Linked DNA regions of Homo sapiens: region 1 is linked to region 2. A link is an interaction called in ENCODE POLR2A ChIA-PET data of the cell type or tissue named here. Cell type or tissue: PC-9. All regions are shown on one strand. Links, peaks and the distances in the headings refer to the core of each region. The heading gives the core; the rest is flanking DNA.

Region 1 (8,340 bases), core at 192-8,191, 510 kb before region 2:
CTTGACCTCCTGAGCTCAAATGATTCTCCTGCCTCAGCCTCCTGTGTAGCTGAAACTCAGGGACACACCACCACGTCTGGCTAATTTTTTAAATTTTTTTTGTACAGACAAGGCCTCACTATGATGCCCAGGCTGGTCTTGAACTCCTGGGCTCAAGCGATCCCCCAACTGGTCCTTCCAAAGTGCTGCGATTACAGGTGTGGGCCACTGTGCCTAGCCACATTACTTTAGAATCAGATAAAGCAAAGCTACTTTGAATTTTAAAAGAAAAAATCAAGGCTGGACACGGTGGCTCATGCCTGTAATCCCAGCACTTTGGGAGGCCAAGGCGGGCAGATCACTTGAGGTCAAGAGTTTGAGACAAGTCTGGCCAACATGGTGAAACCCTGTCTCTATTAAAAATACAAAAATTAGCCAGGCGTGATGATGCCTGCCTATAATCCCAGCTACTTAGGAGGCTGAGGCAGCAGAATTGCTTGAACTCGGGAGGTGAAGGTTGCAGCGAGCCGAGATTATGCCACCGCACTCCAACCTGGGCAACAATTGGTGAGATGATTCCATTTTCTATCAATTTTTTAGCTTTTACAATTCCTGAATATATGCAATCAGATCATTTATTTCAGATGAAATGACATGTCCAGACTTTTCTGTAACTTAATTGTGGGATCTGACACAGGAAGAAAGCGAATTACAGTATTTCAGCACTAATTTCTCTTGTATTTTAGTACTAATTTCCTTGTATAGTAGATATGAAAAACTGAGTCCTAAATAAGTGAATTGATTTGCTTAAGGTTACACACACATCACAGCCCATCATCTCTAGAAGACCACTTGTTAAAATGCAAATGTAATCTGGAAGGTCATGTTTTTGTGTTTAAAAAATGATTTTCTACAAAAAATTAGCAGGGCATGGTAGGGTGCACCTGTAGTCCCAGCTACTTGGGAGGGTGAGGTAGGAGGATCTTTTGAGCCTGGGAGGTGGAGGTTGCAGTGAGCCAAGATCATGCCACCGCACTCCAGCCTGGGCGACAGAGTGAGGCCCATCTTAAAAAAAAAAAAAAAAGATTTTCAATTTTGCATAGTCATAAGCCCACATAAACCCTAAAATGTAAGTGGTTCATAATGAATACAAATAGGTTTTATTTTCCAAATTCAAGAAATCTTTAATGTTAGAAAACCTAAAAAAGATTATAAGATATACAAAATAATGAACCTATCTGCTCCCGATTTCTTAGTTACCAGAAATAAAAACAATAGCTATAACAATTCTTTAGAACATAACAAAAGCTTACCATTAACAAATACTCCTCTGATAAGTTTGGTGTATGCTTTATCCAGGTCTCCACGACGCTCAGCATTTTTGAAGATTGATTCTGCAAGTCCAGCAAATTCTTCAAATTCAGCAACAAATGGAAGAATTCCAACTTTACTCTTTTTTGAGATCTTTACTTCTTCCATTTGCCTTATTTGGTTACTCTAAAGTTAGGCAGAGAGCAAGGGAGATAAATAACCAAGCAACTTTAAAACTACATATAATCATAACAAAATATATAGATGGAGATATAGATATATACATAGATATCATAGAGGCAGGATATTATGTGGTACCTAGAACACTTTGGATGCTTACTAATTGAAGATGAATCAAAACAAGGATAACTAAGAAAAACTAATTCTATAGATAATAAAACCATTTTACAGTAAGTTTAAGAAAATCAAAATAATACAGATTATTTAAAACCATCTATAAGCTGGGGACGGTGGCTCATGCCTGTAATCCCAGCACTTTGGGAGGCCAAGGTGGGTGGATCGCTTGAGGCCAAGAGTTCAAGACCAGCCTGGCCATTTTCGTCTCTACAAAAAATACAAAAAAAAATTAGCTGGGTGGGGTCGTGCATGCCTGTAATCCCAGCTACTTGGGAGGCTGAGGAATGAGAATTGCTTGAACCTGGGAGGCAGAGGTTGCAGTGAGCCAAGATTGCGCCACTGCACTCCAGCCTGGGTGACAGAGCAAGACTGTCTCAAAAAATAAAATGAAACAAAACAAAATACAATCAAGGCCGTGAACTTCAAGTCTCTGTACAAAGTAAAAACAGTCAACACACATTTCTACCATTTATGAAAGATGAGTACAAGGCAATTACTGATTTTAGGTTACAGGAGAGAAGATTCCAGAGCACCTATAGGATCCCTCCGGGTAACTTCTGGTTGGTGGCCACGTGGTCAAGTTTGAGAACCACAGTCATTTCCAATTTTCGTCAGTCTAAAATTTCTGTCTGGATAGACAAACTCTCTATTTTCAGAGTACAGAAACAAAGAGGGAGGATAGGCATTTCCATATGGATTTGCATTATTTAATTTTCCATATATTTATTAGTCACTTAGCCTTAGTTCCACAAACTGCTTGTGCATTATATGACAAAATGCGAAAGAAATGTTTCATGCAGACAGAATCTTAGGTTCAAAACGATCCACGGATTCAATTATGGTTCTATGATTCTGAAGGGATCTAAATCTACTCAGTAGGAATGATTACACTGCCAAATACTTTTGTATTATTTCAGCTTCTACCTAACATTTCATTGTGTTGAGATTTGGGGAGTATAACTCAAAAACCATATGACACATGGATTAGAAAAATAATTATCTCTAGGCTTCTGACATTAGTATAAGAAAACCCTAAGAGTATAGTCAGTTATTTCATATTATCTGTACTAATGTTCTACTTCATCAGTATTGGTAACTGTGAGGTGAAAAACAGATGCAGTAGAAAAGGTAGTGGTAAGATTGCAGGTACTAGAACCAGACTTTCTGGGTTTGAATACAAGATCCATATTTTTTAACTGTGGACCTGGGGAAAGTAACTTCACCTCTCAAACAATCTACCTTATTGAGGGGCTGGGTTTAAGATTAGATGACATAATGTGTGCAAAGTGCCCAGACTTGTGCCTGGTACACAGTAAGCACTCATTTATAAATGCTGTCTATTGATCTTATTGACCAGTGTTCATAAATGAGAGATAAGATCTTATCAAAAATAAGACATTATTGAAATAAGATATACAGAAGTATGACAGGCAGAAGAAACCACCCTCCTCTTCAGTGGCAAACCTATGTCCTTTATATATATATATGCAACTTATGAGAAAATATGAATTTATATCTTTGTCTAGATTACCTTCTCTAGTGCCATGCCTTGAGAAGTGTTCATGAAGCATTTTTTAACCTGGCCTAGCCCAATTCATACATACAAGTATAAAAAATGTAATGGATAGATGGCCGGTGTCTCTTGCTTGTAATCTCAGCACTTTGGGAGGCTGAGGTGGGCAGATCACCTGAGGTTGGGAGTTTGAGACCAGCATGACCAACATGGAGAAACCCCATCTCTACTAAAAATACAAAACTAGCAGGGCGTGGTGGCGCATGCCTGCAATCCCAGCTACTCGGGAGGCTGAGGCAGGAGAATCACTTGAACCCAGGAGGCGGAGGTTGCGGTGAGCCGAGATTGCACTGTTGCACTCCAGCCTGGGCAACAAGAACGAGACTCCATCTCAAAAAAAAAAAAAAAAAAAAAAAAAGTAACAGATAGTAAGAAAGTTGTCAAATTTTTTTCTATTAGGAGGAAAATGATAATTGCTCAGTTATAACAATTTATTCCTAAAATAAAATACAATTATTAAAGCTACTAAACTATTAAAATAAATTAAATAATTAAAATAATCAAATTAGTTTTCTTACTAGAATGTATTAAAAGAAGAACAATAACAATAAACCCAAATGATTGTTTCAATTGTTTCATTAAATCAATGGTCATTGACTAATAAACTGAGATGTCAGTGATTCGGTAGATTTTTTTTTTTTTTTTTTTGACACAGTCTTCACTCTTGTCACCCAGGCTGGAGAGCACTGGTGCAATCTTGGCTCACTGCAACCTCCACTTCACAGGTTCAAGCAATTCTCCTGCCTCAGCCTCCCGAGTAGTTGGAATTATAGGCATGTGCTACCACGCCCGGCTAATTTTTGTATTTTTGGTAGAGATGGGGTTTCGCCATGTTCTCCAGGCTGGTCTCGAACTCCTGACCTCAGGTGATCTGCCCACCTCGGCCTTAAAAAGTGCTGGCATTACAGGTGTGAGTCACTGCGTCTGGCCTCCAGTGGATCTCTTAAGCAACTGGTGCCACTGTGCCACTTCCTCCAGAACTTGCCAAGATTCACAGTGTGGAATGGAAACTAGCTGGCATAGTGCCACCCAACTAACTCTGTTCATGTAGATTGTTGCCATGCCCTGCTTCGAGGGACATAAACAACAGATTCCCCAACAGAAAGCTGGAAATCCCTCGATTTTAAATACATTTACCTATATTTTGCAATGACTAGGATGCTAAGGTATTTTTTTAAAAAAGAAAACTTACAATGCATTTGTCAAAGTTCCTTTTGACAGTCACCAAAACATTTCCCAATGTAGTACTTAGGAAAGAAGCAGGGTCCACATTTTGTGCAGTCCACACATGATGACTCATTTTGACTAACATATAAAGAGAGTTAAAGCTATCAATTTTGTCTCCTAATGCAATTAGGTTGTTCAGCTCTGGCTCAATGCAGCGAAATATTTTAATCATCATTTGGCGGATCATATCTTTCCTGTTCAGAAAACAGACAAGAAGTATAAAGTTATAACAAGCTTCAGGTGAATTCACCGTTAACTTTAATCCACTGGGTATATACAAAAGGACAAAAATACCATAATTAAATTTCAATTAAAAATGTCTAAATAGCCAGGCGTGGTGGCTCACGCCTGTAATCCCAGCACTTTGAGAGGCCAAGGTGTGCAGGTCACCTGAGGTCAGGAGTTCAAGACCAGCTTGGCCAACATGGTAAAACCCTGTCTCTACCAAAAGTACAAAAATTAGCCAGACGTGGTGGTGCATGTCTGTAATCCCAGCTACTTGGGAGGCTGAGTCAGGAGAATCGCTTGAACCCGGGAGGTGAAGTGCAGTTGCAGTGAGCTGAGATGGCGCCATTGCATTCCAGCCTGGGCAGCAGAGGGAGACTCCATCTCAGAAAACAACAACAACAAAAAACAAATAAAAATGTCTAAATATGATTATAGTAGTTTTTGATATAAAAATATTTTACTGATGTTGGGTTTTATCATTTGAATTAGTTTTAATTTGTAAAGCTGGGTCATGAAATGTGCTTTGTGATTTCTAAGAAATACACTACAATTCAAAGGCTTCCCCCTACCAGCAAACAACAGACTGACTTCATCTTCTGTAAGTCCTGGAGCAAGGAAGAGTTGAAGAGCCATAAAATAGGCCCTATTTTAAATCAGTAAAACGTTTGATAAGACAATGGACACACATGCTGGTACTGTGAGTGCTGTCAGGCTACTGAGAAACATCTAGACCCCTCAATGAGCAGCACTCCACATTTTAAAGTTTATTTTTTCCAAAATAAACAATGATAGTAACAAAGACATACTCAGATGAAACAGGCAGTGGTGTGCCACAATTATGTTGCCGTGATAATGTTCCTCCATCCAGGTCCTCTGCTTCAGCCTGCAAAAATTATTCAGGCACTTTACATAATAAAAGACCAACAATTTGACTAGTATTGATATAGCAAAAGCCTGCTCAGTCTTAAAATTCCTAGGAAAGAATACATTATGAAAAATATTTTTAAAGGTAGCATTATGATAAAGCTAGCTATATAATTTAGTATGCTATTTAAGAATGTTCATGAGATACTCTTCTTAGGTTTTATCCAAGAACTTTTGTGGGGTGAGAAGTTGTATTTGTGTGTGCACCTGAGGGGAAGTAGGGAGGTACAGGAAGCTGAACGCAAGGTGTGGGAGTGGGGGCAGCTTGACAACAACCACCACAAAAATAGAAAACGTCCAAACACAACTTTCAAAAGAGAATTTAAAAAATTAAGGAAATCTCATCAATTATTCTAATAGAACTTCAGCATTAAAAAAATGCTATAAAAAATTCTTACAGAGGCCAACAAATAAACAAATTTGCCACCATTACTACCATAACAATGAACACTCTAAACCATTTATCATAATCCATTTCTCATTTATTTTATGACTGCTTTTATAAGTTGGTTGTCTGTGGCATACAATTTTGAGATGATAATTTAAAAAACACTTTATTTGCACTGTTTTTAAGTTCTTCAAAATACTCAAGAAACTCTCTCATCTTATTCTCTTATATGTATGCTACCAGAAAGGCATGCTGAATAGGCACTATGATATCTACTTTACAGAAGAGGAAAGCTGGGGATCGAATAACTGGCTTAAGATCTCATGGCTAGTTAGTAACAAAGCCACAAGGAAGGCAAATCTGAGGCCTCATTTTCTTTTATTTATCATTATTGTTATTTGGTATACCAAAGTGTATACACTCTAACATCATTTTAAAACATTATATTTATCTTGATGACTACTAAAATGTTAAACTAGCCTTTTAAATAATGTTCTTTGCAAAGTAAACTCAGACATTCCTCCCCCCACTAATTTAGAGAATATTTAGGCTTGTAATATTCTGAAATATTAAATTAGATGCCCAAACTTCATCTGTCACTGTTTTTATCATCTTGTGGTATTACAAAAATTCCTTACATCCTAAATCCTTACATCATAAAAAAATCCTTACATGATAAATTCTTTCCTTTTCTCTTCTGATCATAAAATTGTGACCACATATTAATTAAGCTAATTATATTACAGATCATAAATACTATCCAAAATACACTGTGAGCCATACCATAGTTCCAGGCATACTTTGATGTTGCTGTAGTTTGAAAAATTTACTTATGAAGTCCTGTTCTGCCAGACATAGGGGCTCCAGTTCACTTAGTACCTGTTCAAAGATCTGAAGAAAACCAAAGTGATCCTATAACGAAAGAACTGCACCAAATGCTTAAAATAACACTCCACATTTAATTTTCTTTTCTGCACAGACCATGGATCCATAATCTCACTAATCTATGAATTTATAATCTCAATGGAATCCCAAAAACAAACTCTTCCAAGATCTACAGGACAATGGTATTAGCAAGGTATAACAAGGCCACAAAATAAACCTAAAATAAAACTCACAGTTATTCACTTCACATCTGGAAAGAGGAGCACAAAGATCAACTTTTAAAACTTATTTATGGCCAGGCATGATGTCTCATGCCTGTAATCCCAGCACTTTGGGAGGCCAAAGCGGGCAGATCACTTGAGCTCAGGAGTTCGAAACCAGCCTGGCCAGCATGGTGAAACCCCATCTCCACTAAAAATACAAAAATTAGCTGGGTGTGGTGGCAGGCACCTGTAATCCCAGCTACCTGGGAGGGAGGCAGAAGAACTGCTTGAACCCAGAAGGTGGAGGTTGCAGTGAGCTGAGACTGTGCCACTGCATTCCAGCCTGGGTGACAGAGCAAGACTCCATTTCAAAAACAAACAAACAAAAAAACTTATTTAATTTAGTACAGAGAAAGGCCAGCATCACAAAAGCTTTTATTTCCTCTTACTTTTTAGGTGCCCAAACAACTTAGATTTGAGATATAAGCATTTTATGATTTATAACAAATTTTAATAAAGCTTTTATGCCATTTCATTGATAATTCACATTTTACTTGTCCTTTGACTAGTTTTTTTTTTTTTTTTTCCCAGATTCGATTCAGTTGGAAAGACATGGTTAATGCTTAAGAGAGCCAGAAGAACCCAAATCTTTGAACACACTTAGAGCAACCACAAACTGCTGTTAGAAAACTAATGTTAATGTTTAAGAAGTACTTGTTATTTTAGTTTACCTTATCAAATTTGGTCCTGTCAGCAACATCGAGATCAGAGGCAGACATGTTTCCCATATCCAACAGGGAAGATGACTGAGATCTGCGATTCCCTGAACTCTGAACACTGAGCTTATTTAGACTAGAAGTAGATCCAGTTAATTTCCCCGAACTTCCATGAAGACCTAAGAAATAATAAAACTTTGAAAGTTGTGATCTTCACAAATAAATGATCCAAAGTATAAAGCAGGGATAGATCTTCTATCTTCTACTGGCTTGATCTTCCAGGGCTCATATTAGTTAGTGCACAAATCTTCTATAAGGGATAGGTGGTATAGTTTCCTTATCTTCCATTAACATTGGTGTCCTAATTCTGAGCATATTGAAAAAAGAAGCGAAACTACACAGATCCATAGAACGGGACTGAAAGGGACCTTAAGGAGCATATTGTCTATAACCTGCCCATTTCATAAAGTCGCCTGGTGATATCGCTAGACTAAAGTAGATGAGGGTTTCTTTTCCATTCAAAAGGACAGGAATATGGATGAAGGTCAA
Region 2 (8,340 bases), core at 150-8,149:
ATTACAGCCATGAGCCACTGTGTCCAGCCAAAACTCCTAATTTTAATGAGAATGGCATCAATTGAAGGCATTGTCCCCAATTGCTTTGTGACATCAGTCCTGGATTAAATGCAAACAGATTTTTCCTTATGACAAATTCTGCACTATAGCCCACAGTATTATTTACTCTTTTTTTCTTTCTTTCTTTTTTTTTTTTTGAGACGGAGTCTCTCTCTGTCGCCCAGGGTAGAGTGCAGTGGTGCAATCCTGGCTCACTGCAACCTCTGCCTCCCAGGTTCAAGTGATTCTCCTGCCTCAGCTTCCCAAGTAGCTGGGACTACAGGCGTGTGCCACCACGACCAGGTAATTTTTGTATTTTTAGTAGAGACAGGGTTTCATCATATTGGTCAGGCTGGTCTTGAACTCCTGACCTCGTGATCCTCCTGCCTTGGCCTCCCAAAGTGCTGGGATTACAGGTGTGAGCCACTGCGCCTGGCTATATTTCTTTACTCTTAACATAGATTAAATGCCTATTACCTGATAGATTTTATATGGCACACATTAAGAACATGCATTTTCTTGCATTTCTTGCTCTTTTTCTACTCTCCTTAAGCATTCATAGGCAAGCATTGTCTACTATGATGGCTTATAACAAAAATCTGTAACACTCTTACTTGTGGTCATTGCTGGCTATGTAATTCGCTGAGCCTGGTGCCAAACGAAAATATGGGACCTCCTCTGTAAAAAACAGGAAAAAAGTACAGTTAAAGATACTAATGTAATGGGATAATAGTGATACTGGAGTAACTACATGAACTTAAACATTGCTAAACTAATAATTGTGATGTCATAATTTTATATAATACAGTAAACAATAATCATTCATTAATGTGATGTCCTATTATATTTTTCTGGCTCACTTTTCTGCAAATTCATCAAAATTTATTCTTTTCATTTCACTTTCATTTTCAATAGATATGAAATTTATGTCATACAATTTCTTTACCAATAGATAAGACTGAAAGCAACACCAGCCAGTCTTGGGAAATATAAAGTCACAAATAAATTTTGATAATTTTTCATTTCGTAAAGGATCTTTCTGCTGATGCAGCTGTTAAGAGTGTTTCATAAACTGTGACAACACTAAGGTAAATTTCTGATAAATTATTTTGAAATATAAATTTTAATACTTCTAGAGTTGTTGGTTCTTGTGGAATAATTTTTCTAAAGGGACTTAACTCCTTAGACAACTCAGTTTTCTGTAAAAGTCTGAATTTAATTTTAAGTATAAATTTACACAATGATATTTTAATGTTTCTGCAGACATAAGGAAATATTTCCTGAAACTTGTGGAGGTCTTACAAGAAACTGAAAGTGGCTTCATAATTTGTATATAATTCATAAGGCCTGTTTATGTATTCTGTCACTGACTCTTCAATTATAAGAAAAAAAACATGTTTAATTATCTTTCTGCCAAACAATTGGTTTGTACTTCCTAGGAAAATAGCATTCTTTTCTGTAGAATGTGACAATCTTTAAACTTAATTTCTGTTTCTAAGCCTGAGGTTATTTGCTTTGCCATGTTGTAGTAGTTTTCAAAACTAGACATTTTAGATCCTTTAAGAATTCTAATAACCCCCTGCTATGCTATGACAATATTCATGTATACACTTTTATTGTATACATGTTGTACTAATTTACTGAGAAGTTAGCAGAATGAGTTCCTGTCCCAGTACTCAGGATGGAGAGTTACTATTTGTGCAGATGATGCGGGGCTAAGCTCTGGCAAGGGACAGGCGAGCTGGTCTCCCACTGGTGGTCCTGGCAATGTCCATATGCAGAGCCCTTTCCTGTCTTTGGAGCCGCAGCCATTGCTGTCCTGACTGTTACTCCTGCTGCCCGCCACCATCACCACTGCAACTGGGCCCAGGTACTGGCTCAGCTGCACTCTGGACTGCCCTGAATCATGCACACATGCATGCGTTCCCCGCTGGGGTGTTTCCACTGCTCATGTGCATGCTTCATTGTCTCACTGGCTTCACTTACCAAACACAAATTCGAAGATAAAATCACTAAGAATTCCAAGACAGCAACAGCAGAGGATTAAACCAAGCATGTGCCCCTTCTGAGAGTGCAACTGCACAGCATATGGTCCTATAGATAGTCTATTAGGTGTCAGGATTTGGGCTTTGTGTAGAAGAGAGGATAAGGTGGTGAGGAAATGATGGGCACTGACAGATTTCCTCCATGATCTTAACTTAAAGCAATAGGTTGTTGATAAATCTACATCATCTTCATACTGAAATGAATGCTCTTTGAGAGCAAGAATCTTGTCTTATGCAGCCCTGTATTCCCCATGGGACCTACCTCTGTGCCTTCCATATAGCAGATGTTAAGTACGTTAGGTTGAACACATAAATTGCTATTCTTCTGTTTCAGAAGGGTAACGTGTAAAGAGTTGGAAACAGGTCCTTTTATATAAGGTCCTTTTATATATAAGGCATTATATAAGGCATTATATATAATATATTATATTTTTTGCCTTTTATAAGGCATTAAACTGATCAAAACTGGTATAAAAAATCTGATCTTCTTGTCTGATCCAGGAGGAGAAATATCATTAGTAAGCATTGTGTTTTCCGTGTTCTTTCCACAAATGTGCCCTGTATAAACTTCCTGAGTTTGGTAAAGGAGAATCCTTCTGGTTTTGCTTGCACATACAGAGAATCACGTGATGGATTTCATTTTTTCCCTTTTGTTTCCATGTCTTAAAAGCAAAATCATAGAAGGAAACTCTATGGACAATTTCAGATGGAGAAGAAGAAAGGACTGGAAGTTCAATTTGGCCATGACAATTAGGTGGGAAAGGGTGATGAAACTTATTAACCTAATAAGCTAAAGTACTTAAAGTAGTAAGAAGTAACTTATTAACCTAATAAGCTAAAGTCCATCCTTTTTCATCTATTACTATGGGCTACATTTTGCACTGAACATTATTTACGTTCACTGCATAAGGACAGAAAGGAGGGATAACATTATAGAGGAATGAGTTATTTCCCATTTACTGGATTACATGGTTCCTGTAGCATGAATTTTTTTTAACCTCAAAGATTTTACACAATCTACATGTCAAACATTCATGATTGGCTGGGCGTGGTGGCTCACGCCAGTAATGCCAGCACTTTGGGAGGCCGAGGCAAGCGGATCACCTGAGGTCAGGAGTTTGAGGCCAGCCTGGCCAACACGGTGAAACCCTGTCTCTACTAATATAAAAATTAGCCGGGCACGGTGGCAAGTGCCTGTTAATCTCAGTTACTTGGGAGGCTGAGGCAGAAGAATCTCTTGAACCCGGGAGACGGAGGTTGCACTGAGCCAAGAACGCACCACTGCACTCCAGTCTGGGCAACAGAGTGAAACTCTGTCTTGGGAAAAAAAAAAAAATTCATGATCACTAGTCATGCTATTAGTTAATAGCAGATCACAGGATTATAGGTCTAGATGTGAGGAAGCAAGAAATCTCCAAGTGCTGATTTTTTTTTTAAGTTTATAGGAAGAACAAATATTAAAGATCTAAGTCTCTAAGTTAAAGACTAATCACTGTCCTCTTCACCAACAGGTCTTAATCTTAATATTTTGAAGAGTAAATATATTTATTCCAATTCCCACAAATGCTGCATTTCTCTAATAAAACCTGAAAAAGGCTGGGTGTGGTGGCTTGTGCCTATAGTCCTAGCTACTCGGGAGGCTGAAGTGGGAGGATAGCTTGAGCCCAGGAGGTCGAGGCTGGTGTGAGCCGTAATCATGCCATTGCACTCCAGCCTGGGTGACAGAGTGAGACCCTGTCTCAAAGAAAAAACAAAACAAAAATCGAAAAACCTGACAAAAAGATGTGGATAAGATTGTAACAGTTTATGGATTCCTAAACGTTTATTTTGCCTTTCATTTTACTTCTTCCTTATGAGAATTGTTACCAGATTCTTGGTAATATAAATGCACAATTAGATGCATTTCACACGTCAATATAAACTGCATTCAATCTTTGAAAGAAAGATATTATTGCAATTCTGCAACAGAGTAAAGTAAGCCAGGAGACCTATTTACTTATGCAGATAACAGTAACAGAGTCATACATTTAATAAATGTTGAGTGTCTACTATATATCAGGCACTTTACTAGTGCTGGGGATATATCTGCAAACAAAGCAATAAAAACAAACCCAAAAATTTTTGCCCTCATGTAGCTCACATTACATTGAGGAAACACAGGCAAAAAATAATGTACCTAAGTGTGTTGGAGGCCGAAAGATTGAGGGTAGTGATCAACTCAGTATACCACTGGAGGCTATATGAGTAAACAGCAAACTGTTCTCATAAACGCAGAATGTTGGCAAACTGACAAACTGCGTCTGCCACCAGAAGGAATGCTGAGGGCAGTCACGCCCCAAGCGCAGTGTTTCTTGTGATTAGGTACTTCTGAAGCCTGTTAGTAGTAATATGAACCTGTGATCGATTAAGCAGCTGACCAATCGTTACCTCCTCCTCCCTGCTCTTTCTACCCAATAAATAAGAAAGGCTGTGGAAACTCGGGGGCTGCCTTTGCTCACTAGAAGCGGGGAGTTCTCTTCTTCTTTCCTGATTCCCCTTCCTTTAAAATAGTTTCTTTTGTCTTAAGTTTACATTTCTGCGTCCGTCCCTTCCTTCAGTCTTGTAATGACGGTCTCAAGCAGTAGCAGTGGCAGTCAGTCACATAAGTGAAAAAGTACATTGTAGAGGTTTATTTCTACAGAACAAACCACCTCAAAACCAGGTGACTCAAAACAATAAGTATTTATTATTGCTCACCAGAGCAAAGGGAAAGGAAAATGGAAATGTGTGTATGATAGAGAGAGAACGAGGAAGAGAGAAGGAGAGGTACAAGGGGGTTGGGTTGCAATTTTAAATAAGGGGATCACCTTATTGAGAGGGCAGCTGTGGTATGCAGCCTCTTTGATGGTCCCCAATAGTCTGAATTTCCTGGACTTCCTTGAGTATCCTCTTTCTTTGAGTATAAGGCTGGACCTAGTAACTCCTTTCTAACAAAGAGAATATGGCAAAAGTGACAAGACAAAATTTCCAAGATTAAGTTATAATGAGATTGTCTTCCTTTGTGGATGCCCTTGCTTGCTTGCTCTGATGGAAGCTGGGTACCACGTTGTGAGATGCTTTATGGAGAAGTCCTTCCATAGAGGCAAGGAACTGAAGGAGGCCCCAGCCAATGAGGGGCCTTTTTTTTTTCTTCTTTTTCTTTCTTTCTTTTTTTTTTTTTTTTTTTTTTGAGACAGGGTCTCCCTCTGTTACGCAGGCGGGAGTGCAGTGGCACAATCTTGGCTCACTGCAACCTCTACCTCCTGGGCTCAAGAGATCCTCCCACCTCAGCCTCCCAAGTAGTTGGGACTACAGGTGCAAGCAACCACACCCGACTAATTTTTGTATTTTTTGTAGAGATGGGGTTTTGCCATGTTGCCCAGGCTGGTCTTGAACTCCTGAGCTCAGGCAATCCACCTGCCTTGGTCTCCGAAAGTGCTGAAATTACAGGTGTGAGCCACTGTGCCTGGCCTGGAACTAGGGCCTTTAGTTCAAGAGCCCATGGGGAACTGAATCCTGCTAACAACCATGTGAGTGCGCTTGAAGGTGGGTCCTCCCTCAGTAGAGCTTAAAGATGAGACAACAGCCCTGGGGACATCTTGACTGCAGAGAATCCTTGAGGCAGAGGCACCCAGCTAAGTTGTATCTGGAATTCTGACCCCAGAAACAATGAGATAATAGATGTTTGTTTTTAGCTCCTAAGACTTGGAGTACTTTGTTACACAGCAGTAAATAACTAATACAGTGATGTTTGAACAAAGACTTGAAGAAGCTGAGTGAGAAGGCCATGCAGATATCTTGGAGAAGTGCATTCCAGGCAGAGGAAAAGCCAGTGCAGAGACACTGAAGCAGGGCATGACTGATGTGTATAAGGAGCATCATATACATGATCATCTACAGTCCACTGAGGAGAATAGCAGACGAGGTAATGTGTGTGACTGGGAGCCACAACATACTGGGCCTAGTGGGTTAGTAGAAGAACTTCAGCCTTACTCCAAGAGAAATTGGCAGCTGTGTTGCAGGGTTTGGGACAGTAGTGGCATGATCTCATTTATGTTTGTGAAAGATCACTCTAGCTTGTGTTGAGAATTGTCTGTAAGGTATAAGGGGGAAAGCAGGGAGCTCACTTAGTCAGTTGCAATAATCTAGGCAAAAAATGAATGAAAATCACGATGGCAGTTTGTAGAAAGATGATAACAGAGGTAGATTCTGGACATGCTCTAACTGTAGACCCACTGATTTCTGGATTGTGAAAGAAAAAGAAGAGTCAAGGAAGACTCCATGGCTTTTGGTTTGAGTAAGTGAAAAAACAGGAAGAATGTAGGTGGATCAGGTGTGGGGAAGAGGAAAATCAGAAATTTACCTTTAATCATGTCAAACTTGAGAACAGCTAGTGCTTTTCAAGTCAAGTAGAGCTGTTAAGTAGGCAACTAGATATATGAGTCTAGAGGTCAGGGTGATGTCTGGGCTGAATATATAAATTTAGAAGTTGTCAGCATATAAATAGTATTTAAAGTTATGAGACTGGATGAGATCACCAAGTATTGATAAAGAAAGGGACCCAGGACTGAGAACTGGGGCAATTCAACATTCAGACATCAGGAAACAGAAGAGATCAGCAGAGGAACCTGGGAAGGAACAGCCAGGGAGGTAGGAGGAAAATCCACAGTGTAGTGTCTCAGAACCAATTAAAGAATGCATCTCAAATGAGGTAACCAACTGCTACCATGCTGGGATGAACACTGAGAAACAACTGTCGGGTTTAGCAGCATGGTCGTTGGAGACCTTTTCAAGAGCAGTTTAGTAAAGTTCTGAGAGCTAAAAAAAATAAAATAAAAATAAAAAAAGTGACTATAGGGTATTTAGCGGTGGGAGGGAAAGGACTGATGTTAGTAAGAATAGACTAATCTTTCTAGGAGCTTTGCTGCCAAAGAATCAGCGAAATCAGGTGGTATCTGGTGAGGGAAATGGAGTTACGTTTTAAAAAGATATTTGGGGTCAGGCGCAGTGGCTCATGCCTGTAATCCCAGCACTTTGGGAGGCCAAGGCAGGTGGATTACTTGAGGTCAGGAGTTTGAGACCAACATGGTGCAAACATGGTGAAACCCCGTCTCTACTAAAAATACGAAAATTAGCTGGGCATGGTGGCACATGCCTGTAATCTCAGTTAGTGGGGAGGCTGAGGCAAGAGAATCGCTTGAACCTGGGAGTGGAGGTTGCAGTAAGCCGAGATCACACCACTGCACTCCAGCCTGGGTGACATAATGAGACTCTCTCTCAAAAAAATAAATAAGTAAAATAAATATAAAGATATTTGGGCCTGGTGTGGTGGCTCACAACTGTAATCCCAGCACTTTGGGAGGCCGAGGCGGACAGATCACCTGAGGTCGGGAGTTCGAGACCAGCCTGACCAACATGGAGAAACCCCGTCTCTACTAAAAATACAAAATTAGCTGGGCATGGTGGCACATGCCTGTAATCCCAGCTACTTGGGAGGCTGAGGCAGAAGAATCGCTTGAACCCAGGAGGCAGAGGTTGCAGTGAGTCAAGATCGTGCCATTGCACTCCAGCTTGGGCAACAAGAACAAAACTCCATCTCAAAAAAAAAAAAAAAAACATATTTGGGCCAGGCGCAGTGGCTCATACCTGTAATCCCAGCACTTTGGGAGGCCAAGGCGGCCCAATTGCTTGAGCCCAGGAATTCAAGACCAGCCTGAGCAACATGGTGAAACCCCGTCTCTACAAAAAATACAAAAATTAGCCGGACATGATGGTGCGCACCTGTAATTCCAGCCACTCAGGAAGGTGAAGCAGGAGGATCACCTGAACCCAGAGAGGTCAAGGCTGCAGTGAGTCGTGATCATGCCACTGCACTCTAGCCTGGGTGACAGAAGGGGACCCTGCCTCAAAAAGAGATTTGTCTTCTGATGAGAAAGCAGGAATGTTGAGAAAAGGGCAAAAAATTGATATAATAGAGGGAAGAATGGCCAATGTCCTTAGGTAGGTGAAAGGGAATCCAATCTAGTGCTCAAGAGGGCTGAGTTTTGGGTAGAAATTCAAAATTTGTTTACAGTTTCAGGAAAAAAAATGTAAACGGCTGAAATGAACAAGAAATATTACTCGTGTCTTATATAGTAGTCTCTTCAAGTTATTATCTGTGTCTTTAATTGTCTTGAGGTATTTTACAACTCTGTAAATGGCAGACAACTGAAAGAAATGCAAATAATTCTTTTCCATA

The links. Peaks named below come from ENCODE experiments on the same cell type or tissue, not always from the same donor. Only the 100,000 strongest peaks of a DNase experiment are listed, where the experiment ranks them.
Region 1: POLR2A ChIA-PET joins it to region 2 with 6 read pairs; 1 of 35 experiments calls an interaction of 5 or more read pairs at or near these places.

Annotation. Positions count from the first base shown.
Region 1 is chr4:55,889,853-55,898,192 of GRCh38, reverse strand. It overlaps EXOC1 (exocyst complex component 1), which reads right to left. Exons shown (of 19, transcript NM_001024924.2): 12 at 7,807-7,970; 13 at 6,771-6,878; 14 at 5,482-5,558; 15 at 4,413-4,641; 16 at 1,293-1,476. EXOC1-AS1 (EXOC1 antisense RNA 1) reads left to right here. Exons shown (of 5, transcript XR_941069.4): 5 at 7,667-8,340. Among named protein-coding and RNA genes, the nearest start is that of EXOC1, 40 kb to the right of the region's middle. In PC-9, for the core only: no CTCF peak of the experiment used is centred there; DNase peaks (open chromatin) are centred at 4,222 and 4,452.
Region 2 is chr4:55,375,294-55,383,633 of GRCh38, reverse strand. SRD5A3-AS1 (SRD5A3 antisense RNA 1) reads left to right here. Exons shown (of 4, transcript NR_037969.1): 2 at 5,864-6,027. LINC02928 (long intergenic non-protein coding RNA 2928) reads right to left here and starts at 5,840. Exons shown (of 3, transcript XR_941060.4): 1 at 4,931-5,840; 2 at 654-717. In PC-9, for the core only: no CTCF peak of the experiment used is centred there; a DNase peak (open chromatin) is centred at 4,333; H3K4me3 peaks cover 941 bases; H3K27ac peaks cover 1,842 bases.